Regions from separate parts of the Homo sapiens genome. Here region 1 is linked to region 2. Evidence: chromatin contacts called from ENCODE Hi-C data. All regions are on one chromosome and are shown on one strand. Each heading gives the region's core, a stretch centred on a gene start or an enhancer-like site at or near the end of the contact. The rest is flanking DNA. Distances are from core to core; before and after follow the strand shown.

Region 1 (7,222 bases), core at 3,985-6,484, 210 kb before region 2:
GCGTGGTGTGTATAGCAGAAGGCATTTCAGCCGGCCTGTGGATAATGTGACAAGCCCAGGGACTCATGACCCGAGTAACCATGTGGAGGGTCCTGCCAGGAGGGGCAGGTGCTACTACTGCTGAAGACTGTCCCTCCAGACTGTCCTCTCTGACACTGGCCACTAAGCCCAGGCAGTCGCCCAGCCCACGGCCCACCTCCATGCATCTGTCTCTATTTCCCAAGAAGAGTGTGCCAGATGCCAACTGGGTTATGCTGAGACTGAGCTTGACTTGTCTTGTTCCCAGTGCCCAACACCAAACTGGGCACACACAGTCCGTGCTCAGTATTGATGGCATGAAAAAAATGAATTAACTAATGCACTTGAGAAAACAGCCCCCAAGCCTAACCTTAAACCCTAACCTAACCCTAACCCTTCTTTTTGAACTTTCATTACAGGACAAACATGAGAAGCATCCTTGGTCACTTTTACAAATGAGTATCTTCATTACATCACACTCTAAACATGATCACTGAGTCATAGTTCGTTCAAGTTGGAAGGAATCTCAGATATCTGCTAGCCTGGCCATTTCCTTTAACACGAGAAATGTGATCAATTCCACCAGGCAGCGAATGTCTTAACTACTTGCCGACACAGGACCTTAGTAACCTGAAGACAAATAATGTCCACAAGGCAGCATAAGGACCTCCCAAAATCTGGCCAGACCTGAGGGTGTTCATTAGAAGACCTTTACATTGTAAATCTCTATTTCATTGTAAACTCTACAAGATTTGGAAGTATATTCATGTGTGGGAACCAAATCAGCTAGAATTGTTTTTCAAATTATTAAGGTATACTCACAGCAAGCAATTCTTTTAAATTTAGCTGTCACTGAGGAACTGTTATATGCAAGACTCTCCAAAGGTACTCTAGAGGGATGCAAAGGTGAGTTCAATATCGCTGCCCCCAGAGGCTCCTGATTGTATGCAGGCCAGACAAACATGTACCAACGATCCTGATACAAGGCAGACCACAGCACCTGCTGCAATAGAGAAACAAGGTTCAGAGGGAAAAATAACTTCAAGGACTTGGGCCCAGCAGCTGAAAAGGGAAGGAAGTACCTAGTCCTTGAGAGGCGGGTGGAAATCCAACAGGTACGTGGAAGAAGGCAAAGGCATACCGCATGAAGGAATCAGCATTAGCTAAAGCAAGGGATAAATGGGAATCATTTTTTAAAATTTTACACCAACTGTATGTTGGACACTTTAGAAGTATAAATTCATTTATACTCACAACAACCAAATAAATTAGGTATCACTGCTTCCATTTTTCAGAGGAGGGAACTGGACTTCGGAAAGATTAAAAATGTATCAAATGAGGGTCAGGAGTATATAACGCATACGGGGCAAAGCCCAGATGTGAACCCCTGCAAGGCTGACTCCAATGCCAGGACTTTCTCCACTTCGCCGGCTGCCTCCCTGGGAGGGGGAGATGGCAAGGCATAGTTTAGGGACATTAGCTCCGTGTGGCTAGTTCATGGGGACAGGGGAACTCGGATGGTAAGGGGTTGAGAAAATGAGGAAGATGACAGAGAAAGGAGGGAGGCAGGAGGAAAACAAGATAAGAGCTTTGCTGCTGGTTGTTTTGTAAGATGAAGGAAACTAGAGAAAGTCTCAAGATTCAGGGCTCAGAGGAAAAGGAGGTTTAAGATGAGAAGAAGTGACAGCTGAGCAGGATCGCAGAGAAAGAAGAGAGACCAGGCACCGTGGCTCACGCCTGTAGTCCCAGCTACTCAGGAGGCTGGGGCAGGAGGATCATTTGAGCCTGGGAGGTCAAGGCTGCAGAGAGCTATGATTGCACCACTTCACTCCAGCCTGGGTGACAGTGAGACCCTGTCTCAAAAATAAAAATAAATAAATAAATAAAGAGAAGGTTAGCAGCAAGGGTGGGGGCTTTAGCCTTAGAAAGAATAAGGAACATTTCTCCCCCAAAACAAAATGAAAGAAAAAGAGAATGAGAAATTATCCCCATTAAAAAAAAAAAAAAGTCAGCAATCTCCGTAGTGGGGAGGGGTGGTTTGCTTAGCCAATGCAGTGAAGAGGTCTGTTCTGGAGAGGGGAACGAGCAGGGTCAGTTAGGGCTGGAGGAGAGTGGAAAAGATTTGGAGCAGCTGTCCTGGGAATCTGATAGGGAGCTAAAAACGGAGTCAGAGGACCATGCCTGAAGGCACTGGGAGCGTCCCCAGCAGGACTGGGCAGGGCGTCCAATTACTTTCGGGGCACAAATCTCTTCAGTGGAATTCAGCACTTTGGGATCAGGAGTAGATGAAAGGATTGCCCAGGGAGACACAGGGGAAGGTCAAGAGGGTAAGAAAAGGGAGGTGCTTTTGAGAACTTTGCCAAATCATTTCACCACAAAGGGAGGGAGGGAGGGAACAGATGCAACCAGGACGGGTCCACAGTGCCAAACACAAGGAGGGGCTCCAGGGGCCGCGATAAAGGCGAAGAAGAGGCTTAGCAGGAACGAGTGAGTGGGACCCATGGAAGGACGGGGTGGTGGCTACAAAGCCATTTCCGAGATGGCCATCCGGAGGGTGGAGCCTCCTACGGGGTGTGGCTATGCAGAGTGGCAGAGACGCTGAGGGAAGGGGGTCACTGGGCTTGAAGGGGTCAGGTCAGCCAGGGAGAAGTAGGACCGAGGATCACAACCCTGAAGCCCTGCAGAGGAGGGTAGCAGGGGTGGGGCAGAATGAGGACCAGGCGCCGTGCGGAAGCCACCCACCAAGCTCACACAAGGGATGTGGCTGAACATGTGCTGGGCAAACACTAGAGGGTGAGAGTGGGGCTGACTTAGTAAAAGGGACATGTGGCTTGATTTTTAGTGAAATACCATAGTGTCACAACTAGTGCTGTCTCTGCCCCACGCCAAAAGGAAAAGTCAAGTGAAATAGGCTGGGTAGAATTCCCCCAGGGTAGGCAAAATGCTAGGAATCTGTACAGAGAGGGAGGCCAGAGGGAGTGAAGAAGGCACAGGGCACGGTATGGCGCACGGACGTCCTGGGTGGAAACCTACTAAGGCTGAGCTCTTGAGATTTAGAAAGTGTCTTCTTTGACCCTATGCCTTAAACAAAGCCAGCCCAGCCATCTATCCTGTGTCCAGAACTAACAGTAGAGGGCCTGTAGGTATCTCGACCCCTCCTCACAGCAGAAGCCCGATACTCACCCCTAGGCAGGTGTCTTTTTTTTTTTTTTGAGCGGCGTCTCGCTCTGTCGCCCAGGCTGGAGTGCAGTGGCGCGATCTTGGCTCACTGCAAGTTCCGCCTCCCAGGTTCACGCCATTCTCCTGCCTCTGCCTCCCGAGTAGCTGGGACTACAGGTGCCCACCACCACGCCCACCTAATTTTTTGTATTTTTAGTAGAGATGGGGTTTCACCGTTTTAGCCAGGATGGTCTCGATCTCCTGACCTCCTGATCCGCCCGCCTCGGCCTCCCAAAGTGCTGGGATTACAGGCGTGAGCCACCGCGCCCGGCCTAGGCAGGCGTCTTAACTGGCTCCTCTCCAATGCCTGCACGGGCCAGGTTCCAACCCCAGCCCCCGTGTTCACCCCTCAATTTGAGAACAGGTTTGACTCCACCTCATTTGACCTTGGTCTTCTCTTTTTTTCTTTTTTTTTTTTTTGAGACAAGGCCTTCCTCTGTTGCCTAGGCTGCAGTGCCGTGGTGCAATCATGGCTCACTACAGCCTTCAACTTCTGAGTTCAAGGGATCCTCCACCCTCAGCCTCCCCCAAGTTGCCAGGGCTACGGTTGCTCCCCGCTAAACCTGGCTAATTTTTTTTATTTTTTGTAGAGATGGGCTGTCACTGTGTTGCCCAAGCGATCTCAAACTCCTGGGCTCAAGCGATCCTCCCACCTCAGCCTCCCAAATTGCTGGGATTACAGGCTTGAGCCTCCATGCTCAGCCTAGTACTCTCTTGGACACAGTTTTAGACTCAATGATAGCCTCCACCACCATCCCCTGCCAGGCCTTGCCCACTTCAAGACAGCATTTCATAACAACTAACATTTAGCACTGCTCAGTACATGCAAGGCATGGGCTAGAAAAGGCCTTGAAAGTCCTTCCGTTCCATTCCGATTCCTCCTATAACCTTTCCACCAAAAACTGACGCAATGCTGCTAGAACATCCCAGAGCCTGGGAAGTCACTCCTCCTGACACTGTCCATCTCACTGCAGAGTGAATGAATGGCTCTGCTGGAAACTCTTCGCTACTGAATCCTTGTTCTTTCCTCCACAGTCATGCAGAACAAGCGTCATTTCTTTCCCATCTGATAGGAATCTGAAGATGACCATCCTATCTCAACAAAGCCTCCTCCTTTCCAGGAGAAATACACCTCCAGGTCTTTACACTTCTGCTCGTGAGACACATCCTCAGGTTCTGTCCCCTGCCTGTTCCTCTTGCCCAAGTCCCTCTTAAGATGTGCTCCCTGGCATCACACACGGCAAACACTTAGAGCACTGACTGTGCCAGCCACTTTCCAAGCCCGTAGCACATATTAACTTATTTAATCCTCATACTAATGCTATATGCTATTGGTACCGTTATGATTTGCATTTTACAGATGAGGAAACTGTGGCAGACGTGGAAAATAACTGGGCCAAGACTAGTACCAGTGGCAGAGATGAGAATCGAGTCCAGGCAATCTGGATGCACTCAGAAGCCCCATGCTGACCCTCAAGCTTGGCAGCCATTGGAATCACCCTGGGGAGTTCTAGAAACTCCCGAGCCTGGGATCCACCCCTAGAGATTCTGATTTGACTGCACCATGTATCATCTGGGCATCTGAACTTTTAAAATCCATCCAGGTGCTTCAAGTGAGCAGTCAAGAATGAGAACGACTGCTCTCTGCTGTCAAGCTAACACATTCCCAGGGCAGTCTGGCTGGGGCAGAGTAGGGTTGCATTAGAGAGGAGTGATGGAAATTTCCAGGCTTCCCTGGAAGAGGCTAATGCAGGGACAGGCTCAGACACGGGTGACAAGAGCCAGCCTTGCAAGAGCGCTAAATAAACAGTGACTCGGGTGGTACGAGTCTAGAGGCTTTCTCAAAAAAGGAAAGTAAGAAAAAGAAGACACAGAATCCTCCCCTTATAGGATACTTGGCTTCAAGGGCTTCCTCTGGAAAGGACTTCCCCTGGTCACAAAGCCCACCTTGGGCACAGAGCCATCGCTTCCTCAGTCAGCAGCTGCCCGTCCAGTACCATCAGCACAGCTTCCTGATCGCCTTCCAAAGGCTAGAGGTGGATGCAGCAGGGGTGCCAGCCCTTCCCATCCCACCCTCTCCTCTTTCCTGGTTCTGTGAATTAGAACAAGAAAGCACAGGGGCCAGTGGCTCCACAGGCTGAGGACAGGGCCTCTCCCATTCCCAATCGAACACAGTCTCCAGCCCTGCCTTCAAAGGGTATCTGAACTTGGGCCATCCCATGGTACCACTCTTCACTTTCCTATCTCTCTGCTGATATTCCCTCTTGAGCCTAAGCTTGGGTTATTGCTGTTTTTTTTTATTTTTTGTTAGTTATTATTTTTAGAGATGGGGGTCTCACTGTGTTGCGCAGGCTGGTCTCAAACTCCTGGCCTTAAGTGATCCTCCCACCTCAGCCTCCCAAAGTGCTAGGATTACTGGCATGAGCCACCATGCCTGGCCAGGGTATTGTTTTTAAAGCACAAGGGTCTTTATCAGTTAAAGAGAAGCCAATCAGATATTCTCTGGTTGTGCTGGAAACTTCTGCATCTTTCAGTTCCTTGAACTCGCTCTCAGCCATCTGGGCCACAGTGTCAGGGCACAGGGTGAGGCTCTGACCTTGAACAGCTCCACGAAGGCTCAGTAGCCCTTTCCTCCTTTTCACCATCCCCCTCTGCCATCCCTGGAAACCCAGACAGCCATGGCAACCTGAGCATGAATAAAAGAGAAACTACCCTCACCCCAAGCCCTATTAATACTTAATGCCAACATCTGAATGCAAATTGACTTCACTTTTGTTTTATTCCCTTTCCTCCGTGCCCCTCTCTGATATAGAATGCCTTTCATGGAAGGCAGCAGCGGTCCTTCTGTTTGCTAGAAATAGGGAGTCAAGGTGGAGGTTCCTAGCACGGAGGAGAGAAGCACAAACAGGACTGCACATGGCTGGGGCAAACCCGGAAGTTCCAAACTGTATTTTTTAGAATCTTTCCAAATGAGAGTGCATCTCAGGGGCATTTCTTCTCTGTAGAGGTCACAGTGACTTGCTCAACCTGTGGGGGGAATTTTGCAAACAAGGATAGAATATTGGTAGCCTGGAAGCTGTGAAAAATAATCTCCTTCTAAACCTGTAAATCCTCTCTTTTTCTACAGCTAAGAAAAGGCAGATGGTTCAGCAGACAGCTTTGTTCCTATCCTGCACAGTCTCTGAACCTGGCGCTTTTCTCGTCTGTGTGGCAAGACTAAGGCACAGAGGGTTTTAAAGGGGGTTCGGGGTATTAAGTTTTAAAAAGAGAGCAAGAAAGGCAAATGTTGATATAAAAATATTTAATTGTTTGGAATGGCAAAGAATCAGGTAGGTGCTTGAGAAATAAGAAAATTGTTAACACTGTGTCTGTAGTAATAGGGTGAAAAAAAAGAAAGAAAATTGAACAGATCTGGGGTATTTATTAATGAGTTACTTATATTTCTGGTAAAAAGGTGAGGCTAGTGTAGAGTTCATTCACTATAAGGGTGTCTTAAATAGGGGTACTGGCCAGTGGCTCTATTTTTGCAGAGAGGAGTGTGATGACAAAGAAGGGGTCTTGAGCAAATGTCTACTTGCTGTTGGATGCATTTCATTTTCAGCCTCTCTGTGTTTGTAAACACACACACACACACACAAACACATACACACCCACACACACAATACACACACACGCACACACACGCACGCACACACATGCACACACACACATGCATACACACAAATACACATGCACACAAATACACATGCACACATGCACACATACACATGCACACACATACACACATGCACACATGCACACATACACATGCACACACATACACACACATGCACATACACACATGCACACATACACATACATACACACAAATACACATGCACACATGCACATACACACATGCACACACATACACACACATGCACATACACACATGCACACATACACATACATACAAATACACATGCACACATGCACATACATGCAC
Region 2 (6,773 bases), core at 4,236-6,735:
AGTTAGTGAGGGAGTCTGAATTCAAACCCAGGCCAGTGTACTCCAATACAAGTGCTCTTCATCTTTTCACTTCTGCATTTGTTTTTTAAGTAAAAATATCCACTTTTGGGCTGACAAAGCTGATAGCTTCTCGAACTCCTGGCCTCAAGGGATCCTCCCATCTCTGCCTCCCAAAGTGGTAGGATTACAAGTGTAAGCCACACGCCCGGCCAAAGCTGATGGCTTCTATTGGATTTGTTTTCTAATGCTTTGTCCATTTTTAAATGGGGGAAGAAAGGGAGATAATGTACTATAGGTTAAGCTCCTTGAGGACTTTTTTTTTTTTTGGAGACAGAGTCTCCTCTGTCATCCAGGCTGGAGTGCAGTGGTGTGATCTTGGCTCACTGCGACCTTCACCTCCTGGGTTCCTGTGATTGTCGTGCCTCAGCCTCCCAAGTAGCTGGGACTACAGGCACATGCCACTACTCCCAGCTAGTTTTTGTATTTTTAGTAAAGATCGGGTTTTTTTGGTTTGTTTGTTTGAGACAGAGTTTTGCTCTTGTTGCCCAGGCTGGAGTACAATGGTGCAATCTCGGCTCACTGCAGCCTCTGCCTCCCGGGTTCAAGCGATTCTCCTGCCTTAGCCTCCGAAGTAGCTGGGATTACAGGCATGCGCCACCATGCCTGGCCAATTTTTGTATTTTTAGTAGAGACAGGGTTTCATCATGTTGGTCAGGCTGGACTCGAACTCCTGACCTCAGGTGATCTACCTGCCTCGGCCTTCCAAAGTGCTGGGATTGCAGATGTGAGCCACCGTGCCCAGCCGAGATTGGGTTTTACTGTGTTGCCCAGTCTGGTCTCCTGGGCCTCAAGCGATCCATCTACGTTGGCCTTCTAAAGTGGTGGGATTAGAGACGTGAGCCACCACGCCCAGCCACTTTTTGTTCTTTTTAAGCATTTTATTCACTGATGCCTCCCAAGCGCTTGCCATAGTGCCTGGCACATACTAGGTGCTCAGTCAGTATTTGTTGAAGGAATGAATGCGGTAGGGGTTATTTGACCTGTTTCACAGGTGGCGATATTGACACAGAGCAGTTGGGTGTCTTGCCCATAGGCATGCACCATTGTTGAAAACAGCTTTTGCTCTTCACACACAGATCTTTTTTTTCTTTTAACAGATTTTTTTTTTACAGGTATAAAATGGAAGTCATTAGACCTAAGTGATGGGATTGTAGAGTGTAATATAACACACTATAAATACCCCGTGTCTGGTATACAATGTCAACATTCAGTAAGTGACTGTGTTTGTTGTGGTTGGAGCTTCTTTTCTGCATGTGCCCTCATTTTGGGTAGGGTTGCCACACAGATAAGGAAACTTGAAAATTTGTGAGCCATGGAAACCTTTTAAAAACATGTTTAATTAATGCAGTGTTTCTATCTTTGCTATACTATCCATCAAGCAATACAAGTAGTCAAATTGGTGATAGGAGTTCACATCTATCCTGAGCAAGTCGACAAGTGGGTTATGACTGGCAAGATTTGATTAAATGATATTTGCATTTTCCCTGTTTACAATCGTAGAGCATTGCACTGGAAGGGGCCTCAGGGAAGCATGGTTCGTTTCTTTTCCTTATACCTCCTTAGCTTACAGGTGAGGAAAGTGAGGCCTGGAGAGATGCAGGGGGCAGGCTTGATGTGGAACTCTGGACTTGCATGTCACATTCTCTTAGACATCAGCTCACCCTGCCAAATCCAGGTGCCTGGACGGGCTTGTATGAACTTTTGTGGTGGAGCCACAATTATTCCTACTATGATGTTAGTAGCAGATTGTATCAATAATCCACCAAGAGCCAATACATCAAAATCAGGACTGTTTAAACATTGTTTTTTACCCATCATAAAATGTTCTTAGCCAGGCACCATGGCACACCCGGGAAGTCCCAGCCACTTGGGAGGCTGAGGCAGGAGGATCGCTTGAACCTGGGAGTTTGAAATCAGCCTGGGCAACATTGTGAGACTCCATCTCTAAATAAGTAAATGAATGAATGAATGAATGTTCTTATTCATTGTACATAATAAGAAGGAATATGAAGAAAAAACAAGTTATCCTAAATTAAGATTATAAATAGTCCTAAGGATTAAAAATTATTTTTTCATCAGAATTTTAATTATTTCACTGCACCTATGCCCATAATAGAAGAATTATAAATGAACCCAAAGGAAAAAACATCTAATGATGCAAAAAGGAAAAAGGAAAGTAAAATTGTTTATGCCCACAAGTCAGAGATAAATCATTGTTGATACTTTACTATTTCCTTTTAGGTGGTTTTCTATGGATATATACACATATTACAAAAATGGGATTTATTGTGGACAATAAAACCCATTTTTGTACATGTCTTTATACCATATGTTTTACAATTTTAATATGATATGACAAGTCTTTTTTGGTGTATTCAAATATTCTTGAACATGAAAATCACATTTTGATGTGGCATAATTTTGGGGGGCAGGGTCATAGGCTAATGTTATAATTATTTTGCATTCCCTGGGCACTCATTGTGTGAGTGAAGGAACCTATCTTCTAGGTTACATGAAACCAACATAGTATTAAACTTTTTATGGTAAATTGTGAATATGTAGTTCATCAGAAATTTATTTTAAAGAGAAAAATACTGAACTGACAAAATGTGTGTGTTTATTTTTGGATAGCATGTGATCTGTCTTATTACCCCAAACCCGTGAGGGTTACTGATGAAAAACAAATTGAGCAGTTCAAAAAGTCCTTTCGCTAGAGGGTTGGCCTCTCTTGAGAGGAAGGTGTTTGTTCTCTTACATAGGGCACTGTGTTGTGAATGTTAGGAATGATGTGATGTGTCCTTTATCTGTGGTTGTATTTTTACTGGATGTTTTTCTTTAATCAATGTCATGTTATTTGGACATTCTAGAGCAATTATTCCCCATCTTTTTAAATGTAAGATACTCTTTTAATGTAAAAAATTTCCAGACCAAGTGTGATTTTAATTATTTTTTTAGATTCTGTTGAGAAGCTCTAATGACAGAAAAACTCTATCGACATTTTAGTGGCACTTATCTTTATTAAATACAGCAGCATTTTCATATACTTGCAAAATAATTGTACATATATGTGTAAATTTAATTGATTTCTAGATGCTTGATGAGCAAATGAATAAGTGGATCCCTTGAAATAGCTCCCTGGAGGGCCCCTGCCCTAGAGGAAGACAGATCCTGCATATGTAACCCTAAAGTCTAATGTCAGGAAAATAACGATTAGACTAGTTCTGAACCGCAAGTGGAGTTCTGTAACTAGAGCTAAACGCCACTGTATGACAAGTTAGGAAGATATATTTTCTTCCACCTGTTCATACACTGAACGGTTTCCAGAGCAGCCCTTGATATCACCTCATTTTCCTCATCATTTCAAAGAATTCTATTGGGAAAGAGAATGCAATCAGCCAGATTGTAAGAAACATTTGGACATACTTAATGACTCTCCCTTGGCCCTTTTAATTAATCTACTGTGATCTATTAGAGAGAGGACTGGGTTTGTTAGCTAGGAGACTAACGTAAGGTCCTGAATGCAAGCCCAACCTTGATTATGATTAAAACAGAAAAAGATATACTTCACACCTTGGTTTTTCCATCTCTAAAATGGGTAGAATTATCTTCCTTGTGCCTTCTTAGGAGGTGACACAATGATACCCATGGGCAGCATTTTCTTTCTTTTTAATCAGTAAACGTAAACAAAAACCTTTGTAAGGATGGAAGCTATTGGAAAGTACCATATAAAGGATTAGGACCGTAAATCCAGGGAAATTCTAAGCATTCTGAAAGCTGCTTTTAGGCAGGGCAGCAGCCAAAAGACCAGCTGGTAGATTGAGACCTTTCTGAAAAACCTGACTTCATTCTCTTGTGGTTCCATTTTCCTTTTTTTCAAATGGGGTCTAGTGGCTTAGCTGTGGTTATTCCACAGCTGATGCCTCTTTCATTGCTGTTCTTCTGGTTCTGACAACAACAGCATTCTTGCACCACTTAACTCTCCAAGATGCAGGCAGGGGAGGTGACTGCCTCATTTCTGATGTGCTTGTTAGCTACAGGAAAAGCATCTTAGTATTCTACCTTTGTCTAGGACTTGGGACTGGGAGCAGGTATTCCGTTTAAGTTTTATGTGCCATCTGTATATTTTCAAAAACATTTAACATGATCTTTATTTCAAGCTTTTATAGCCCTTTCAAGTTGCTCTAGGGGACTTAGCAAAACAGGTAGACAGTAAGTATGGATCAACTGAGCACAGGAAAGAATGGGATTTGGGAAGATCACATTGTTTGGATTTTCTGCTGATACTAAAGCTGGATTTTTACTACACAGGCAGGGAGAAATTACTGTCCTGTGGTGGACCTGGTGAGAGAGGTGGCATATGACTAAGCAAGTCAGCTGACCTCAATTAAAGGGCTGTGACCATCTGTACAATGGGACCAGTACCTCCTCCAACTGTTGGTCTCAGCTGAGTGAGATTCCCATGTCTGAGGAGGTGATCAGGGGTGATGATGACTTTTGATGGAACTGACCTCACACAGGTTTCTGGGGGAAAAAACCCACCAAACTTTATTTTAAGAATTCTAAAACAATTTTACAATTCTGATTTGAGTAGAAGTTTGATTTGAAAAGGGACTTCATCTGCACCTTCTCTCTTGCCTTTGTTTATAGATGTCAGTAATGCCCGTATTTTAAAAAGTTGAAATGAGTTATAAATTATATCTTAAGGATTTTAGTTTGTTTTGAAGAATTGTTTAATTGGCTAGGATTTCTCCCCCCTTCAGTAGCTTCAGATCCCAATGGCTAGGCAATATGGAGATAATAGTAAACAGGATTTTGTAAGAGATGTTATTTATTTATTTATTTTTAAATAGAGATAAGGTCTTGCTATGTTGCCCAGGCCGGTCTCGAACTCCTGGGCTCCAGCAACCCGCTATCCTCAGCTTCCCAAAATGTTGGGATTACAGGCATGAGCCACTACCCTCAGCCTGAGACATTATTTGAGGAGGAGGTCATGAATATATAATTAACTTAGGAGTACAAATGAAAAGTTTTCTCTTGAACCTACCTTTTTGAACAGAAGAGGTGATTTTTAGGTATAATGGTGTGCAAAGTAACAAATAACAGCCTCTAAAGACATTTAAAACAATAAATAAAGCATAAATATCTTTATTCAGGATGAACTGAGTTCTGAAGCCTGATGTTTTCAAGAGTTCTTTATTATCAGGTGGCTTGTGAAAGCCCGTCGTTAACCAAACGTGTTGTGTTTGCCTCAGAATTTTATTAAAAAGGTATGCATAGGTTCATATCCCCCTTATGTGAGGTGGCAGTGAAACAGAAACTTGATAGAAATATTGAGGAGGGGAAAAGATGAAGCCACCGCGGCACCTGGCCTCCCTCTTTCACTTCCCTTTCCAACTCTGCTCCTTTGAGATGTTCTTCGAGAAGATGGAGGAAGCTTGCTGGGTTTAGGGTCATCACCCAGGATCTGGCGACGGGAGTGCCTCAACATGGGGAGTTCCCTCCCCAAAGCCCAGAGCTAATTCGTCACATCCAGCTGCTGTCAGGAGTTGAGCAGTCCTGTCCCCTGGCTTTCCTGGGAAGGCCTGGGTGGAGGCGGCAGGAGCAGGCAAGGGACCAAGAGAGTGCCTGCTAGACCTGATGCCTCTCCCTTCCCCCCTGAGCCCCCAGGGAAGGAGCTGCCTTATAGACTCGGGTACAGGGAGGCAGGGAATAGAGGGTTGGAATCCAGAAAAGAGGGTGGAGGGCATGACTGCAGTTACTGCCATTGTCTCAGGACAGACAGACCAAGCCCTGGTACAGAAATTGTTTGGCTGTTGGCCTTTTCTCTTCAGATGTTTACATGCAGGAAGTGCCTTTGATAAAGTATGGTTTGCTAACATGAGTATGATATGCATGCGCATTTTTGGATGCCAAACACATAGGCAGATGAAACTAAGAAGCCAGATGCTAAGATAGTTGTTGATGAATTGAAACTAGCCTAACTGGCTCCACTGTTGGAGTCATTTGCTCAAACTACTCCAAACTTTTGTTTGGTCTACTGAAAACATTAGTTGGAAAGGTACAGCGTTAATTTAAGGCAGGGAAGCCTCCAGCACGTGAGAGTCGTGTCTCTCTCGGTGATGCTGGGAGGGAAGGATGGGAGATGAGAGTCATTTCACGGCCGCCTAGCTCCTCCTCTTCCTCTCCCTGCCCTGGAGCTGCAGCCTCAGCTTTCAGAGTCTCTTGCCTGGTGGTAGGCCCGGCGAGCGGTTGGATTTTAAGTATCTCAGTTATTTTCAGTATCATCAGTCATCACTTTCAGAGTTCCTTTTCTTTTTCAAGGGTACCCAGTCTAACTGTTTAGCTCCTTTTCAATAGCCCTCCTCACTCACTTACGCCTAGTCAGGAAGATTAATAATGTTAACTGATTTACTATCACTGCAAAAAGCATTAGTTAATTAGACTTTTACACCTCAGTCAGATGGCATTAGACACCCTTTGTGCACTTTAACTCAAGGATGTTAAAGACCTAAATCTTTCAGAAAAAAAGAAAAGAAAGAAAAAGGACAGGCACTTTTCCAGTTTAAGCTGCATGTTGGTCCATGTTAATTAGGCATTTGTCCTTTAGTCTGGAGGTGATAGAAAATGCCAGTTACTGTGGTATTTAACTGACATCAAACTCCTGTCCAAATAATTCAGTTGGGCCCAGCCTTCTCTCTTAATTGGTGGGAAGG

What was found. A loop is a pair of places that touch in the nucleus more often than their neighbours do. Pooled maps may share reads with other maps.
Region 1: a map of gastrocnemius medialis shows a loop between it and region 2 (3-fold over the local background). The contact joins two enhancer-like sites. A Hi-C loop is called at or near these places in 2 of 168 maps with a recorded cell type or tissue (gastrocnemius medialis and pancreas) and 5 of 50 pooled maps.

The regions. Positions count from the first base shown.
Region 1 is chr6:6,925,451-6,932,672 of GRCh38, forward strand. No RefSeq gene overlaps it. Among named protein-coding and RNA genes, the nearest start is that of LINC03055, 43 kb to the left of the region's middle. Within about 2 kb of position 5,235, at least 3 of the 41 ENCODE cell types and tissues checked have a DNase peak (open chromatin) inside an H3K27ac peak, as active enhancers do.
Region 2 is chr6:7,131,551-7,138,323 of GRCh38, forward strand. The region is part of intron 1 of RREB1 (ras responsive element binding protein 1); the gene reads left to right. Among named protein-coding and RNA genes, the nearest start is that of RREB1, 27 kb to the left of the region's middle. RefSeq lists an enhancer at 5,462-5,531. Within about 2 kb of position 5,486, at least 32 of the 41 ENCODE cell types and tissues checked have a DNase peak (open chromatin) inside an H3K27ac peak, as active enhancers do.